Regions from separate parts of the Mus musculus genome. Here region 2 is linked to region 1. A link is a loop called in an ENCODE intact Hi-C map of the cell type or tissue named here. Cell type or tissue: left cerebral cortex. All regions are shown on one strand. Each heading gives the region's core, and the rest is flanking DNA. Links, peaks and the distances in the headings are about the cores only.

Evidence for each region. A loop is a pair of places that touch in the nucleus more often than their neighbours do. Peaks named below come from ENCODE experiments on the same cell type or tissue, not always from the same donor. Only the 100,000 strongest peaks of a DNase experiment are listed, where the experiment ranks them.
Region 2: it touches region 1 in a loop (2.0-fold over the local background); 2 of 42 quality-filtered maps call a loop at or near these places.

The regions. Positions count from the first base shown.
Region 1 is chr5:121,354,593-121,362,953 of GRCm38, forward strand. Hectd4 (HECT domain E3 ubiquitin protein ligase 4) reads left to right here. Exons shown (of 76, transcript NM_181421.4): 65 at 971-1,077; 66 at 1,611-1,734; 67 at 3,552-3,742; 68 at 4,705-4,851; 69 at 5,513-5,632; 70 at 6,040-6,195; 71 at 7,849-7,952; 72 at 8,126-8,347. Gm24671 (a small nuclear RNA gene) reads left to right here and starts at 2,252; the gene lies at 2,252-2,413. In left cerebral cortex, for the core only: a CTCF peak has its summit at 5,214; a DNase peak (open chromatin) is centred at 7,314.
Region 2 is chr5:121,311,036-121,319,396 of GRCm38, forward strand. Hectd4 (HECT domain E3 ubiquitin protein ligase 4) reads left to right here. Exons shown (of 76, transcript NM_181421.4): 34 at 588-772; 35 at 2,839-2,992; 36 at 3,833-4,113; 37 at 4,282-4,471; 38 at 6,167-6,248; 39 at 7,528-7,730. Among named protein-coding and RNA genes, the nearest start is that of Gm52784, 32 kb to the left of the region's middle. In left cerebral cortex, for the core only: no CTCF peak of the experiment used is centred there; a DNase peak (open chromatin) is centred at 3,250.

The sequences.
Region 1 (8,361 bases), core at 274-8,273:
TTAAGTAGGGCTGGAGATACAGCACAGTGGTAGAGCATTTGCCAAGTATGCATGAGGCTCTGGGTTCATTTGCTAGCACTACATAAGTAGGTAGGTAGGTAGGTAGGTAGGTAGGTAGGTAGGTAGATAGATAGATAGATAGATAGATAGATAGATAGATAGATAGATAATAAGTTAATTAATGCTCTTTCCTGACTTCAAAGTCCCCTTTCCAAAGTATTCCATATTTGAATTTTCATGTATGTTTACTATAATTTTCTTAAGGTGGAGTCTCGAGGCTATCAAGGTCAGCGGTGCATTCCTTGTGAGTGTACACAGAACCAAGAGTTCAAGGTTACTGCACAGTGTGTCCAACCTAGTCTGTGTGAGGACCTGTTTCAAACACACAAAGACAGGCTCTTACTCTAAAACCCCAGCTAGACTCAGACACACTCAGACTGCCCTGCGTCAACTCAGGGATCACAGGCATTGGCTGCCATGCCTAGCTTTAGTTTATGACTCAGACCCTCACTGTTCTGATAGCCCTTGCTCAGGGTGTCTAGAGAAGTCGTGTGAGTGACCAAAGCAATCCTCCACCCTTTCCTTAACCAGCTGTGTGCAGATGGCCCTGTCCTGCACTCAGAGCTGTCTGTCCATCTGTGTCCTGCTCAGCACTGCTGCTCCATGGTCTCTTGGGAGCATAGAGAGTGGGAGTAGAACTGAGAACCTGAGCTTGTGAGTTCACTCAGTCCGACTTAATCTAGGTAGCTAGTCTTGTACTGGCTGCTTCATCAGACAGTGCCACTCTGCATATATAGGAAATGACTGAAAAGACTCTCAGGAGCCCTCACACTTTAAAGTGTTGATGTGTCTTTAGAGTAGACTCGGCCCCGGGTGACTCCCGTGCCTGAGTTGGGGGTGTGAGGTTCTGTGTCTCCTGTTGGAGGCAGTGTGCACATGCCCATCCTAACTTCTGAGCTTTGCTCTGTAGCAGGACTGCACTAAGTGAGAAGAAGCCGACTGTGAAGCCAAAATCACCTGAGAAGAGCAAACCAGACGAAAAGGATCCAGAGAAGTCACCCACCAAAAAGCAAGAAGGTACATCAGTGGCCGGAGAGCCGGCTTCCACTCTGGGGACAGCAGCCCATTCTAGGACAGGCCACCCACTGAGATGACCCAACTCTTTATGGTCCCTTCTTCTCTGAGGCTTAGTTGAGACAGGACAGTGATGGCCATCAGCTTAAGGGAGGTAAAAATAAGGTGTGTCCTGTGGGTTGTTACAGCTGAAACATAAAGAGTTGGAAATCTGCTCCAGGCACTTCCCTGAATGGTGAACCAATGAGGGGCTCTAAGACAGCAGAGACAGGGGAAGCTGTATGTGCTGTACAATTGTTTTGTCAGCCTTGTGCTTCCGAGACTTGGGGAACTAGGGAGGTGGAAAGTCATGGCAGAGCCTGCATGGCAGGCTGAGTGCGGAGGCTGCGTCATACTCTGGCTGAACTGGGGACAGCAAGAGCACCCTGGGAGCACAGGGAGGGGCGCTAGGTAGAGCCACAGCGTGCAGGCTTCCCACCCGTGACAGTGCATGCTTTTCCTTCCCTCACTGACTGCATGCAATGCTGCGCCATCAGTTCCTGAGGAAAAGTACCTAACTCTGGAAGGATTTCACAAATTTGTCATTGACCGAGCCAAGCAAGACATCCGCAGTGTCTGGAGGGCAATCCTATCCTGTGGTTATGATCTTCACTTTGAGAGGTGAGAGAGACACTGTCCGTCCTGTAGGTTGAGTCCTGGTTTTGACTGGAAAATGTCTTAGCTGTGGTTCTGCTGGGAGATTACAGGTGGGCACCAACAACCGGCTCTCTGTTTTCCTTAAAAGCACATCAGGCCTGCTGTCTTGGGGCCCATTTGTATGGGTTCATTTAGCTTTAATGACTTCTGTAGTTATCATGATTCCCCAAATGCTGTCAGACTGCACTTGTGCACATGATTTGGTCCATGACCAGGACACTGCTTATTCTAGAGTCTTCTTCAGATTTCTTCTGCTCTCCATTGCCCTCCGGCCTAGGAAGGACCCAGCAAGGCAGGGGTCGCCAGCTTCCCAGGGCCCACTCCTGTCCACCGATAAATCTCAGGCAGGCAAGGAGCATGCAGAACTAAGGAAGTCAGCACTCTTAATCACACAGGTGCCCCAGCCTTGTCTGTAGTTGGGCTCGCTGAGTCAGAAAGGAGGAGGTATCCAATACAGACTTTCTGAGAAATCGTATTTCAGACACTTACTTGGCCAAAGAGATCCATGATCGCAGGGTGCACTTCCCTGGGTGAGGATTATTCATTGCATTTGGAACATGCTGACCCCTGTCAGTTAGCCAAATGTGGGAAACCCAACCCCATCATTTGTGGTCCTAGGAGACTATGTTTGCACTCTGCCCTGATTTGAGATTCCACTTACTTATTGTAGACATTAATTAGCTTAGAGACTCTTTCTGGACTAAGAGCTGTAGTCTTCAGTGGGAGGGGACCTACAGGGCCATCAGTGGAATCTGTAGAGTGTTCCTGTGTGTGGCAGTGGGAGGAGTCCCCCCTCCTCATCACAGACTTCTCTAAGGGCAGCCATAGGTGACACCAGGTCAGCTCACCAAGTGGGGCTGTGCAAGAACTCACCAGTGAGAAGGGACTTGTATGTCTGAGACCCTAGTGTACGGCCGAGCTGGCCTCCAGTGTGAAGAGAGCGGTGCTACACCCTCCTTTCCCCTCCTAAGATGCTGTGGCCACCTGCACACATGGCTTCTGGCCACTGGGCAGCTCAGCCTTTCCCACCTCAAAGCTCTGGGTTTGTGGGAGAAGGATGTGCGTACTGACCACATAGCTGTTCTGTTGATTACAGCAGTAAACAGGAGACCCTGTGGCTGTGCTCAGGAACCGACTCTCCCCATATGCTTTAGAGGTTGGTGTCTTCACCCCTGTTGAAGACATTGCCAGCAGTCTGACTTGTTCAGGTTTTCACACCCTTGATGCTATAGGGGTCCATTGAGGTCATTCTCTTGGTCGCCTAGAGTTCCACTACAAGGTATAGCACAGTTAGGAGCTCTCCCTGTGAGTGGGCATGTAGGTGGTGCTTAGTGTAACTGTAACAATACAGCTTGGTAGGGAATCCCTGGTGAGCACACCTTGCTCTGTCTATCCTAACAGCTGAGTAAGTAAATGGTGGAATGGGGTTGCCCAACTAGGGGAGCCATGTTGGTACCTGGCTGCAGCAGTTGACCAGTACATGGATAAGCTGGGCAACATGCCACCTGCTTCACAGGCAACCTCACATTGAATTCTTGTGACATGGTGCACCAGTACTGTTCTGAGGTCATGTTACGGGTGTACGCTTGCCTCAGGTCGCTGAGTGGGCTCCATGTCACCTGAGGACCCCATTCCTCCACCCGATAAGAGGAAAGCACAGGGCATGTTGGTTTCCAGACTTCCCACAAGGCTCCTCCATGCCCATACCCCTGATCTCATACTTTGAAAGAGCTTTCGCTTTCCCCCCACATCCCTAAAGGACTCTCCCTGTCATGCCTCAGGTGTGCCTGCATTGATGTTCGACATGCACAGAAGGCCTCCAGGAAGTGGACCCTGGAGATGGATGTGGCTCTCGTGCAATACATCAACCGGCTGTGTCGCCATCTTGCTATCACACCAGCACGGCTCCATCCTCATGAGGTGTACCTTGACCCAGCGGATGCTGCTGACCCCAGGATGGCCTGCCTCTCAAGTATGTGGCCTCTAGGGGTTCCCTCACCATGCTGCAGAAATACTTATGGCTCTCCATGTGCATCAACTGAAAGGCTGTAGGGGGCTCTTAAACTGGCCACCTTAGTCTGTAGCCTTTGTTTAATGTTCATTAAAACAAACTCAAGGTGGGGTAACAGGTTCAGAGTAGACAGACACCTTCCCGCATGCCCGCCCACTGTGGTCAGGCTGCTGTGAAGTCAGGGGTCAGGTCTCTCTGATCTGCACTTGAAGGAGAGTCCTTCGGGGAGGTCCATTTCTCTTAGAAGCATGGGATGAACAGCAGCAGAGCACTGGAGAGTCCACCCCTCCACGTAGGCAGCATCCTGATAGAGCCATGGCAACGCGGCACACAGGCACCTCAGGGCCACCTCACCTGGCAACAAGGGCAGGATCCTAGCTCTTCTGGTTGCCAGGAGACAAAGATGGGCAAGTTGTCCATGATGGGAGTCTTTTACCAGGGAAAGGGCACAGCTGAAGGGGGCCCGGGAACTAGCTAAAAGGCAATGTACAGTGGTACAGTTTCCTTGTCACTACTGAAGGCAGCTGGATGACAAGCATACCAGGCTCTGCACTGCTTTTGCCACTTCTTATAACTGTAATTATTTCAAAGTTTAAAAAACATGTAGGGTCAAGAATGTATCTGAGGAGTGAGTGTTTCCTGCTATGCAGAAGGCTCTGGGTTCTATAGCCACAAGATTTCCTAAGACCTTATGCATATGCAGCCCTGGCATGGCCTAGGGAGGGCTAGGGCTAGGGCTTGGGAATCCAGGGCCTCGTTCCATACATCTGGCTTCTGTTCCTTAGGAGCCCCTCCCAGGGATAAAGTCCTCTGTGGGAAGCCCCTGATCCCACTCCAGTCATCCTTCCTAGGAACAGACACTTCCTGTTTGTTTGCCTGTCTGGGCTTGGCTGACACTCAGCCTGATCACCTTTTCCCTGCAGATGTGCCTATTGAGAGCTTACGCCTGCGCTTCGCACTGCTCCAGTCTCTCAACACCACACTGGAGACCTTCTTCTTGCCCCTGGTAGAGCTGCGTCAGACACCCATGTATGCACACAGCATCGCGGCCCTGCTGAAGGAGGCCAAAGGTGAGTGCTGACAAGCAGGAAGGCCCCGCCCCTCACAGCCGTCAGGCAGGCCTTCTGTCAAGCTGAAGGATCCCGAAGAGAAGCTATTCAAAAGTAGCCTGAGTTCCAGGACAGCCAGGGCTATACAGAGAAACCCTGTTAGTTTCTCTAACAAACAAACAAACAAACAAACAAACAAAAAAGTAGCCTGAGCTCTGAAAAGAGAAAAAGTGTAAAAATTCAAAGCATTCATTAATAAAGTTGGTGTCATCTCCCCAAGGTGTCCTTAGGAACTAGTTGGTGTAAAGTTGTCTGTTCAGTCCTTGTTTTATACTTGGCATGTCATAGGACAGGAAGGGCAGAGGCAGGTGGAGTCAGGGAATAAGGCAGAGAGGGTGACAGGAAAACACTAACGGCCCCTCTGGTCATTCTGCATGTAAAGGCGCCCTCACACCAAACAAGAGGAGCACTGATAGAAAAGACACCTGTGTTAATTTCCATCCTCCCCATAAGCACACACACAAGCAGATGGCATTTTACATGGTGTGCTTGACCAGACAGCATTCCAAAGGGTTGGGGGATTAGTCTGCATGACCCCCTCTCACCCTCTCAGTTACAGGAGTGACTAGGAGTCAGAAGAAACAACTACATCTTCACCTCTCTGCCATATTTCCTTCTTCAGGGCTGATCTTCTATGACACAAAGGTGACTGTGATGAATCGGGTGCTAAATGCAACTGTACAGAGGACAGCCGACCATGCAGCACCTGAGATCACCTTAGACCCACTGGAAATTGTGGGAGGTAAGGCTGGCTGCATCCTGGGAACTCCGACATGCAGTACTTAGACAAGTGGGCCCTGAAACCCCAGGGACCGGAGAGCGGTGAGGCGCTCCAGCCCTTGCTCATCTGCTCTTCCCTCTGTGCACTAGACTCCTAATGTGCGCCTTCCAGCTCCAGACAGGCAAGCAGAGGTGCTTAGCCCTCCCTGCCCCCACTGTCTTTCCTCTCTGGCTATAGGAGGGGTACAGACACCATTGTAGCTGGTAACAAGCCCTGCTTCTGTAGTTAAGGGCAGGGCTGTTGTGTAGAGCAGGTATGAGTTCTAGAGAAAGAGATCTGGGGTTCCCTGAGTCAGCTGCCCAAGCACCACATATGCACAGCACAAAGCTCGGCCTCTAGACCTTATTACGATCCCTTCTCACTTCCAGGGGAGATCCGAGCTTCTGAAAACTCCTACTTCTGCCAGGCTGCCCGGCAGCTGGCCTCCGTGCCATCTTCTCAGCTCTGTGTGAAGTTGGCCAGTGGCGGCGACCCCACATATGCCTTCAATATCCGCTTCACCGGGGAGGAGGTTCATGGCACCAGTAAGTGGCTCTTGGGCTGAGTGCAAATGCACAGACCCTGGGCGGGATGTGGGGGTGGGGCACAACATGATGATACCCCACTGTCAAGAAGAAAGGCCACAGTCAGGTCTGTAGCATAGTCCTGTCTTCCTAGTCATTGGGAGTCTGAGACAGGAACATTATAAAGTGAAGACCAGTTAGTTTATTTACCCAGAATTAAGTTCCAGGCCAACCTGGGAAATTTCGTGAAATCTTGTTTCCAAATGTAAAAAGTAGAGAAAGGGAGGGCTGGGAGTGGAGAGGGCTCAGGGTGGGAAGAGCTGGGTACATAGGGTGTGGGGAGTATAGAGGGCTCGGGACATAGAGGGGCTGGAGGTATAGGAGGCTGGGCCATAAACTGATAGAAGTGGAGAGGAATAGGGTGTAGGAGCTGGGGAAGCAGAGAACTTAGGGTAGAGGGGTGGGGTATAGAGGCTGGATAACTAGAGAGCACTGGGGGTGTATAATACAAATGACAAGGTAAATGTCCTCCTCATTGTCCTGGGCTACAGAAGTCAGGCTAACCTTCACTGACTCGTCCTGCTCCCAGCCACCATTCCAAGTGTGGGGAACCACACCCTCTTAGGCACATTTGTCCTACTCTTACTGTGACATTGAACAGCCACCCACAAGCCTTTCTCAGCGAGAGGCCCGGCTAAGCCTTTCCCAGCAAGAGGCCCAGCTGAGCAGCTGCTTGAACCCAGTTGCTCCAGTTGCCGGTGAGACAGAGACATTGGGATCCGTCCATTAAAGCCGTACCTGGCATCATGACACACATTGGCAATGGGGAAGATGAGCCGAGATGTCCCTTGGCCCTGCCATTCACTTTGGACCCAGCCACTCAGGACTTTTTTTCCTGTTGTAAGTGGGTGAAGAATGTCCTCTGCCCCCACTTCCCTCTGTTCTGCCCCATGGGCATACAAGCAGCCTTAGTCTGGGAACCCTGTAAACAGAGCCCTGCTCCTATGAGCAGCTGCGTTCCCAGGTGCCAGGCGCAGGCTCCCTGCTCACTGAAGACCAGTCCTCACCACTGCACAGATAGGAACTGGGACAGCAGGAAGCTCGGCATCCTCCCAAGTCAGCCAGGCGCTGCAGCTCCATGCTCTCAGACCTTAACAGTCTGCCCCAGATGGGCCTCCCCAGGGCCCACACCCAGCCTACAGTGTCCTAAATTGCCTGTAGCCTTCTGATCCTTGAATGCCAGCAGAAGCATTTTGAATAGGCGAGACAGAGGAGTCCCAGCAGTCTCTGCAAGGCTGCCACTGTGGCCATCATCATCTGTATTCACTTACCAGGGTCAATTCTGAGAGATAATGGGAGGGAGGAGGCACTGGACAGAAGCAGCCCCCTCTTAACTTGTCAGCCTTCAGGTTCCATTCCTTCCCTGCCCCTCCTCCCATGTGACAGGAGACAGTTAGGCTGGGCACAGGTACCTTTATAGAGAGCTAGGGTCAGCATCTCAGCAGGCTCAACCTCAGGCCTCCATGCAAGACCAGGCGAGGCTTCGGTGCATACACTGTAGGCACTGGTGAGTGCGCTGACCTGTGGTCCCAGCAGACCATGGTGAATGGAGGCAGTGCTCTCCAGGTAACTTTTGGGTCCGTGCTGAGACCTGCCTGTCTGTGTGCTCTGCAGGTGGCTCCTTCCGTCACTTCCTGTGGCAGGTGTGTAAAGAGCTGCAGAGTTCCTCACTGTCGCTGCTCCTGCTGTGTCCCAGCTCTGCAGTCAACAAGAACAAGGTGAGGTAGGGGCTGTGTCCCTGTGGTCCTGCCCCCTCTCGACACACATTTCTGGCCCCAGTGGGACAGCTTTGATGCCCAGCTGACAGAGCATGAGAACTGGGCATGTCTTCACTGCAGCCTCCCTCCTGCCTTGGCACATGCTCGCAGGTGACCTGACCTCTCTCATGCAGGGCAAGTACATCCTGACACCAAGCCCCATCACCTATGGGGAGGAGCAGCTGCTACACTTCTTAGGCCAGCTGCTGGGGATCGCCATTCGTGCAGATGTGCCTCTCCCCCTGGACCTGCTGCCCTCCTTCTGGAAGACGCTGGTTGGCGAGCCTCTCGACCCTGACCAGGACCTGCAGGAAGCAGACATCCTCACCTACAATTATGTCAAGAAGTTTGAGAGTGTGAGTGACACCAG
Region 2 (8,361 bases), core at 143-8,142, 44 kb before region 1:
GAGTTGTTGTGTGGCCAAATGTTGCCACTAGGATTATATTACACTACGTAGATTTAGAGGTTCAGAAAAAAAAGACATATCTGGCAAGAATCTTTTGTCTTGGCACACTTCTTTTATTTCTTGGGTCACTTAATTAGTAGCTTAGAACTGTTAAGTGTTCATGAGCTCATTCTTCGAATGCTCTTACAATATATAAAGTGCTCAGTTGTTTAGATCGCTGGCTGCTCTTCCAGAGGACCCACGCTCAGTTTGAGGCACCCGTATGGTGGCTCACAACTGTCTGTAACTCCAGTTCAGCAGACATACATACACAGTGCACAGATAAACATGGAGATATAAAACATGAATAATTATATTGAAAATAGATTATTACTTGGTCTGTTACTGAGATGACTCATCAGCTTTTGGCCTGCTATTCTGTGTTAACAAACCTGGTCTCGAATGACATCACTGTGACAGGAAAAGCGTCCTGGGTGATGATTGTACATGGCAGCACCCTTAACACAAAAGCTTCCCTGATACCCAGAGGCTTCCTGACCCTTCACAAAGGCTGTCAGTGTGGTCCATCCCTCTCTGCTGTTCACCAGGAGTGAAGAGAAGTGCCTGGTCCGAAGTGGCCTCGTGCAGCTCATGGACCGACTCTGCAGCCTGAGCAGCCAGACCGAGTCCAGCTCCAGTGAGAAGCAGACAAAGAAGCAGAAGGTGGCCACCATGGCCTGGGCTGCCTTCCAGGTGTTGGCTAACCGCTGTGTGGAGTGGGAGAAAGAGGAAGGTGAGCAGCCTTCTACTTCCTTTCCACTCCCCATGGGTGTGAGGGTGTGAGGGGAGGTGTTTATTAAACTAATCATCTGGTGGCCTTTGCTGGCTGGCGAGTTCAGGCGACTCTGCCCTGTAGGGATGATGCTGGCTGGTCATTTCCATATAAGTGTTCTTATGGCGCTAACAGTCTCCATGTAAATACTTCTGAGAAATAACTGTGCCTTTGTAGTTTAAAGAGAATATTTTCAAATTCTATTTTCAGTGGGCAATCCAAAGTTAAAAGTTAGCTAAAGGACTCAAGAGTTGAGTCAGTGGTTAAGTGTACCTGTTGCTTTTACAGAGGCCCCAGGTTCGATTCCCAGCACCCACATTTTGACTCACTATATATGTAACTCCAGTCCAAGGGGACCTAAAAGCCTCTTCTCCTCTCCGTGGGCACCAGGCACACACATGATACACACACATACGTGCAAGGGAGATAGTCATATATTTAATGCTGTCATTTTTATTTAATTTTATTTGATTTTTTGAGACAGGATATCTCTGTGTAGCTTGGCTATGATGGAACTCATTCTGTAGACCAGGCTGGCCTCGAACTCAGACATCCACCTATCTCTGCCTCCCTAGTGCTGGGATTAGAGGCGTGCACCACCACTATCGAGCTACACTTAATTTTTTTTTTTTTGGTTTTTCGAGACAGGGTTTCTCTGTATAGCCCTGGCTGTCCTGGAACTCAGTCTGTAGACCAGGCTGGCCTCGAACTCAGAAATCCACCTGCCTCTGCCTCCCAAGTGCTGGGATTAAAGGTGTGCACCACCACGCCCGGCCCTACACTTAATTTTTTAAAAGTTAACTAAACAGTAGTTTTCATCAGTGTTCATGGTCTGTGACCATATCTTGCTTTTGTTTTTGTTAGTTTTTAGTCAGCATCTTACTATATAATCCTGGCTGGCCTAGAATTCACTACATAGACCAAATTATCCTTAAACTCATAGAGATCTACCTGCTTCTGCCTCTTGAGTGCTGGAATTAAGTGTGCCACCTTGCCATAATATTTGTTAGATATATTTATTTATGTGTGTGTATAAGCATATGTGTGATTTTTACTCATTTGTGTATATATGTGTGGATGTGGGAACACTGTAGAAGCCAGAGGACAGCTTGTGGGAGTGAGTTCTTTCCTTTCATCTTGTGGGTCCCAGGGATTGATCTCAAGTTATTGGCCTTGCCAATCATTGTGATTACCCACTGAGCCGATTTGCAAACCCACAATTTGTATTCTAATTCTAAAGAGCCTGTCATACTATAAAGTAGACAGAAGTGGAGTTAAGTCATTGTTCCTTTAAGAACTGTGGGGGGCTAGAAAGTTGACTCAGCAGTTACAAGTGCTTGCTGCTCTTTCAGAGGACAGAGTGCAGTTCCCAGCACCTACATCGGCAACTTACAACCACTGTAACTCCAGCTTCGGTGAATCTCTTCTGACCTGTTTAGCATCTGTACACACATGTACATACATACAGGCACACACATAAGTTAAAATAATAAAATACATGTTTTTTAACAATTACTGTGGTCTGACCAAGCAAATTGGTGAAGAAATAATGGTTGGTGTGGCAGGAGACAGGGTACAATACAAGGTGGTGCCCACTGTATGCTATGGAACAGACTGGCTGGGCTGGACATCCAGCAAAGCTCCTGGGGTGGGGTAGGGGATGTGAGCCAGAGGACTGAAGAGCATAGGTGCAGGTTCATATCTTGGGAAACTCAAGATATGCTGCGCCCTTTACAAAGGACACTTAGGAAGTGAAACTACGGTGACATGGAAATTGGTGTTACTCCTCCATTCTATATGAATTGTAATTCATTCTCAGGAGAAGGTCTCCTCTTAGCACGGAATGTTTATGTGTAGATATTGTCTACTAAGACTAACTGGTTAGTAGAACATTGAAGAAGATAAAATGTGTCCATAGGATGTTTTAATAAAGGCAGGGAGAGTGAGAGGGTGACTTCACCATGCCCACAAGCTGGGGTGCTTCCCTCAGTACTCACTGCCCTTGTGTTCCTCTGTCAACTCTGAAGGTGGCTCCACAGAGGCTGTGCACTCAGGGCTGGCCCGGCAGGTGTCCAGTCTCCTCACCAACCACCTTGCCCGAGCCACTGAGTGCTGTGGCAACCAGGCTGCTGGGAACGACGCCCTGCAGGATGTCCTGAGCCTTCTCAATGACCTCTCCAGGTACGGAAGCCCGGCAGAGCTGATGAGCAACCTGTTTCCTCCCGTGTTGGGAATAACTTTTGCTTCTGTTAGTTTTTGGAACATCTAAGTTCCTAGACCTTTTAACACACTGGTGCTTCAAGAACAATTGTAGAGAATCTAGTCACTGAGACAGCATCTCTAGTCTGAAAATATAAGGATTATCTAGAGGAACAATGCACTGTTGCTTGCACTTGCTGGCATCAGCTGCCAGCCTGGCAAGCATTCCACCACACTTGCATTCAAACCCAAATGTCAGCTACTCAGAGAGTGATGTAGAGAATGAGCCAGGCTGGTGAGTTGAGAACAGCGTGATGTGCACAGAACCCCAGCCGGTCTCAACACCGCACACTCAGAGCCAGACAGGACCTGTAATTACTTTGTTCTTTTGTGCTGTATCCTTAAACAGGAATGATTCTCTGTGGGGTTAATTACCCCACATTCCCATGTCATATACACGACAGTGTGTTCTTTGACTTTTGCTGGCTCAGTAGGTTTGGCTGTGGCAGGTCACCCATGTTGGGGGTTGTAGCACTGTGTGACAGCTTTGCTCTTGGCACAAGTTTTGAGGGCACAGGCATGGAATTGCAAAGCTCCTAGTTCAGAGTTCTAGTTTTTGTCCTCTCTGAAATACTATGAACATGTGAGCTTGAGCTGCCAGAGGTCAGAGAGGATGGGGAAACCCCCCTTCTCTGGTGTTAGGGGTCAGTTTTATGAGCACCTATTAAATATTTGCTGCAGATCGTCACTCCCTGCACACAGAGTCTCAGGTCCATGCTTTCCACCAATGCCCCGCTCGTCCTTTTCTTCTCCATCTTTCAGGAGCCACATAGGGAAAGCCATCTTGAGCCAGCCAGCCTGTGTTTCTAAGCTCCTCTCACTACTGCTAGATCAGCGTCCATCCCCAAAGCTGGTATTGATCATTCTTCAATTGTGCCGGGCTGCTTTGCCTTTGATGAGCGTGGAGGACTGTGGGAATGTAGAGCTCCCGCCCTGGAGCTACTCCGTCCCCTCCCTGAACAGCGAGCAAGAGGACCCCAGTGACCCTGCCTCCAAGATTGCCTCTCTGCTCTTAGCCAAGCTGGCAGACTATGTGGTCCCAGGTGAGGTGTGTCTGCCCGTCCATCAGGATAGTCTGGGAGTTAAGTCCTGCTTGTGGCCGGGCCCCAGATGTGCCTGTGTGTTCTGTGATGGAGAGAGATGGGAAAGGGAGGGGAGCCTCACAAATAGTTCTGCAGTGTTTCTGAATGGGCCTTGATGTTTGCTTTAAGGATGTCAGACGGTTCTCTCTCCAACTGCTTCTGAACCTGACACCACACTGACAAAAACCAGTCCTAAGAATTCCTTAAAAGGAGATAAAGATCCTGGAGAAGAGAGTGAAGCAGTGGATGGCAAGCTCTCCATATTTATCCACAAGCGGGAAGACCAGTCCTCCCATGAGGTCCTCCAGCCACTGCTGAGGTGACTGCAATGACTATGATAGCTGCATGACATCAGAGGCCACCTGTGTCACAGGCACTACGCCAACCCTGTGCTGTGGTCTGCCTCAGTCCTCTTGACAACCCAAGTAGGCACAACCCAAGTAGGAGTCTGCCACTCCTAACTGCAGGCCCGGGCCTCTCGAACCCCAGTGTGAGCCAGCAGAGGTCTCAAGCATGTGGCGAGCCTCTTGTGTCCTGTGGGGTCCGCAGTGACTCGCTGCGAGGAGGACAGTCAGTGCTTCCCTCTGCAAATTCGGCCATGTTACCTTCTCCTTACAAAGAGGTGGGGAGGCCTGCTGTATAGCCCAGGGGCACTTAGATGGCAGAGCAGTCTCTTCCTACAGTGATCTGTGAGCTCATCCTCGTGGGGTGAGTCCCTTATTTGCCGCAATGGCATGTGAAGGCAGGTAGCCTCATCTGAGCGTGGCCACGGTAAGTGTTCAGGTACAAGCCGCCGCTGCATCACTGATATAGTGACACTCATTCTGAGGAGAGGGCACTGGATTCTTAGGATTGGGAGTCGGGCCTTCCCTGCAGGCCCTGCAGGCCCCGAATGCATGCTGTTGTTGAGCCTCCTGACAGACTGGTATAGTATTCAGAAGTCCTCCTGTATACCAGGGCCCTAGCCACAGCTGCCTTCAGGGTGTTGTGTTTGCCCTGTTCTTTTGTTTGTGCTTCATTTTCATGTAGGTGTTTAATATCAGAATTCTTTTGTTTTGTTTTCCAAGACAGGGTTTCTCTCTGTAGCAGCCTTGGCTGTCCTGGAACTCACTCTGTAGACCAGGCTGAGACTCACAGATATCCACCTGCCTTTGCCTCCTGAGTGCTAATGTCAGAATTCTTACAAGCAGACATCATGGGGCTGGAGACATAGCTTAGTGCTTAAGAGCACTGCTGTTCTTCCAAAGAACCAGGGTTCAGGTCCTAGGACCTACATGGCAGCTCACAGCTGTCTATAACTCCAATTCCAGGGGTCTAAGACCCTCGCACATACATGCATGCAGGCAAAACACCAATGCACATTAAAATAAATCAAAATCATTTAAGAAAACAGCAGAAGCCGGGCAGTGGTGGCGCATGCCTTTAACCCTGTCTTGAAAAAAAAGCAAAGCAAAGCAAAGCAAAGCAACAGACTTTGTTTTAGGTCCTTAAATGTCTATAATTATAAAAAAAGTTATTTTTTTAAAGGGAGATTTTATTTTATTTTATTTTATCTCATTTTAATTGGGTCTTTCTGTGTAGCCCTGGCTGGCCTGGAATTCATTATGTAGACCAGGCTGGCCTCAAACTCAGAAATCTGCCTGCCTCTGCTTCCCAAGTCTTGGGATTAAAGGCGTGTGCCACCACTGTCCAGCCAAAAAAGGGATATTTTTTAAAAGATGGATTTTAAAAGCTACTTTTAGATCCAGCAAGATGGCTCAGCAATAAAACTCATTGCCACTAAGCCCGGTGACCTGAGTTTCATCTCCAGAACCTTCTTGGTAGAAGGGGAGAACCGACTCCCATAAGCTGTACTCAGATGTCTGCATCCACGTTGCAGTGCATGCAGACATGCACACACTAAAGCCAGGTTTAGCGCTATACAGGGCCTGCACATGACTTGGTTACTTGGTGACACAGGCCCCTTGTCACATTCCCCTGCAGTGGCTCACCTTCTCTGCCTTCCTTTTTGCAGTAGCTCAGAAGGACGGCCCTTTCGACTCGGCACTGGTGCCAACATGGAAAAAGTTGTGAAGATGGATCGAGACATGACCAAGGTAACCACACGGCGGAAAATGACACACACACCTTTGCCACACTTTGGAACTTCCAGAAGAATTCAGGGGGGTTTGTTTTGTTTTTATTTTTAAGAAATTGCTTTTTAAAAAATTGATTCAGTTGGATTTGTTAGCATGACCTGTAGTCCCAGCTGAACTGAAGCTCAGACTTACTATGTAGACAAGAGTGATTTCCAAATTCTGATCCCACTGCCTCCGCTTGCCATGAGCTGGGGTTACAGATGTGTCCCTGGTGTATGCGGTGCTGGGGACTGAGCCCACAGCCTCACGCATGCTTGGTAAGCACGTTCCAACTGAGCCGCATTCCTCAGAAAAGGACTCAGATTCCACCTACGATTTTTTCTTAGCCCTTTAAAGAAATGTTTATAGTCTTAAAATCATTTGGAAATTAAAAGGGTGAAAGGCTGCTAGGAGAATAACACTCAAGAATTACCAGGGCTGAGGGTGTGGCTCGGTTGGCAGAGCGCTTGCCCTGCGTTTAGTCCCCAGCATTTTATAACCCAAGAGTGGTGACATGTACCCATGCTCCCCATGCTCGAGAGGTTAAGGAGGTAAGAGAATCCAAAGTCAAGGTTTTCCACCACTATATCTCAGTCTGAAACTAACCTGGCATGCATGAGACTCTAAAAAAAACAGACAAAAGGAATTATAGACAGAAGATCATAAAGGTATAAAATATGTTCATATTCACAACTCATTAAAGGAATAAAAGCAGCAGTGATGAACAGTTTTTTAAACCTGCATTTTCACAATCAGGTATGGTTATGAGAGATGTAGTCCTTATTATTATCAAGTGTGGGTGAATGCATATCTCAAAGTCCAGGGTGAAACATACAGTGATGTGTGCGCCTTTTATCCCAGCACTCAGGAGGCAGATGCAGGCAAGCTCAGAGTTCCTGGATTACCAAGGCTACATAGTGAGGTCACAGCATGTTCTTTGGATTTATGTGAAAACCAAGCAGAACATTATGTATCTAAAAATAAGGGATAGCTAAAGACATTAACACACTTGACTAGTGAGATGCCAGGCATCTAGAAGCAAAGTCTAAAACCATTTCAGCAGATTGTGATCTGTGTGTAGAGTCAGACACTGTAATCACAAATCCCTGTAGATTACAGGGATGAAATGTACAGAATTCAGAGTGTAGGGGAATTGTAACGTGTGCATGTTTTATGTGGTTTATGGGGATGGGGGAGAGATCTGAGAGGTCCGAGCTGGAAGAATGAATGAGCAATGCAGGTGTCTAACCAACCCCAGGGTGGCTGCTGTGAAGTGATCACAGAAGAGGCCTCAGCCGCCCTCAGGAAAGCAACCAAGTGGGCACAGTCGGGCCTCATTGTCAGTGTCGGACCACCAGTGGAATCCATCAACCCAGAGACTGTGAGTGGGCTGTCCACAGGTGACAAGAAGAAAACTGCCCAAACCTCCATCTGCCGAGAAAGAAACTCTGAACTGGCCAGGTGAGTCTCTCAGGGTGCTCCCCTGGTGGTTGTCTTCCAGACACACTGCAGAATAGTTTGTTAGTAGGGTTTGAATCTATACCATCCCTTGACCTGCTGAAAATAAGCAGGGGCAAGAACTACTCAGTGTTGTAGAGGCTGCTTCCAAACACTGCCTAGGACTGCTCCAGGGGAGAGCCTCAGAGGCAGTGCTGAGGCTGAGTGGGACCCTAGGGAGTTGATCCCAGCCAAGTGAACACGGCAGCTAAAGGGGCCTTCTGATGTCAGTGAGCTGCTTGCACATAGTGTTTGCTTCTCCAGTCTCTTACCCAGGGGTAGAGTCAAGGGCAGTGTTGCCTGGATGGAGCTTATGGTGCTGTGCACCTGCAGGGAGTAACAGCTGCAATCTGTGACTTTGATCCCCGAGGTTTCTGTGCTAAGACCCTTGGGGTCCATTGTTCCAGGGTGTGCTAGTCAGCATTCCCTAACTTATTTAGCTCTGGGTTGGAGGGTCAGGGGACTGCATTGTCCCAGTTTTGGCTGTATCATACCATGACAGATCTTGTGCATGAGCAAAGTAACCATGTAGGAGCACAGGAGAGTTGAAGGAGCCAACTCAGGCTTTTATAGAGCCCTCCTGAAACTAGCCCTT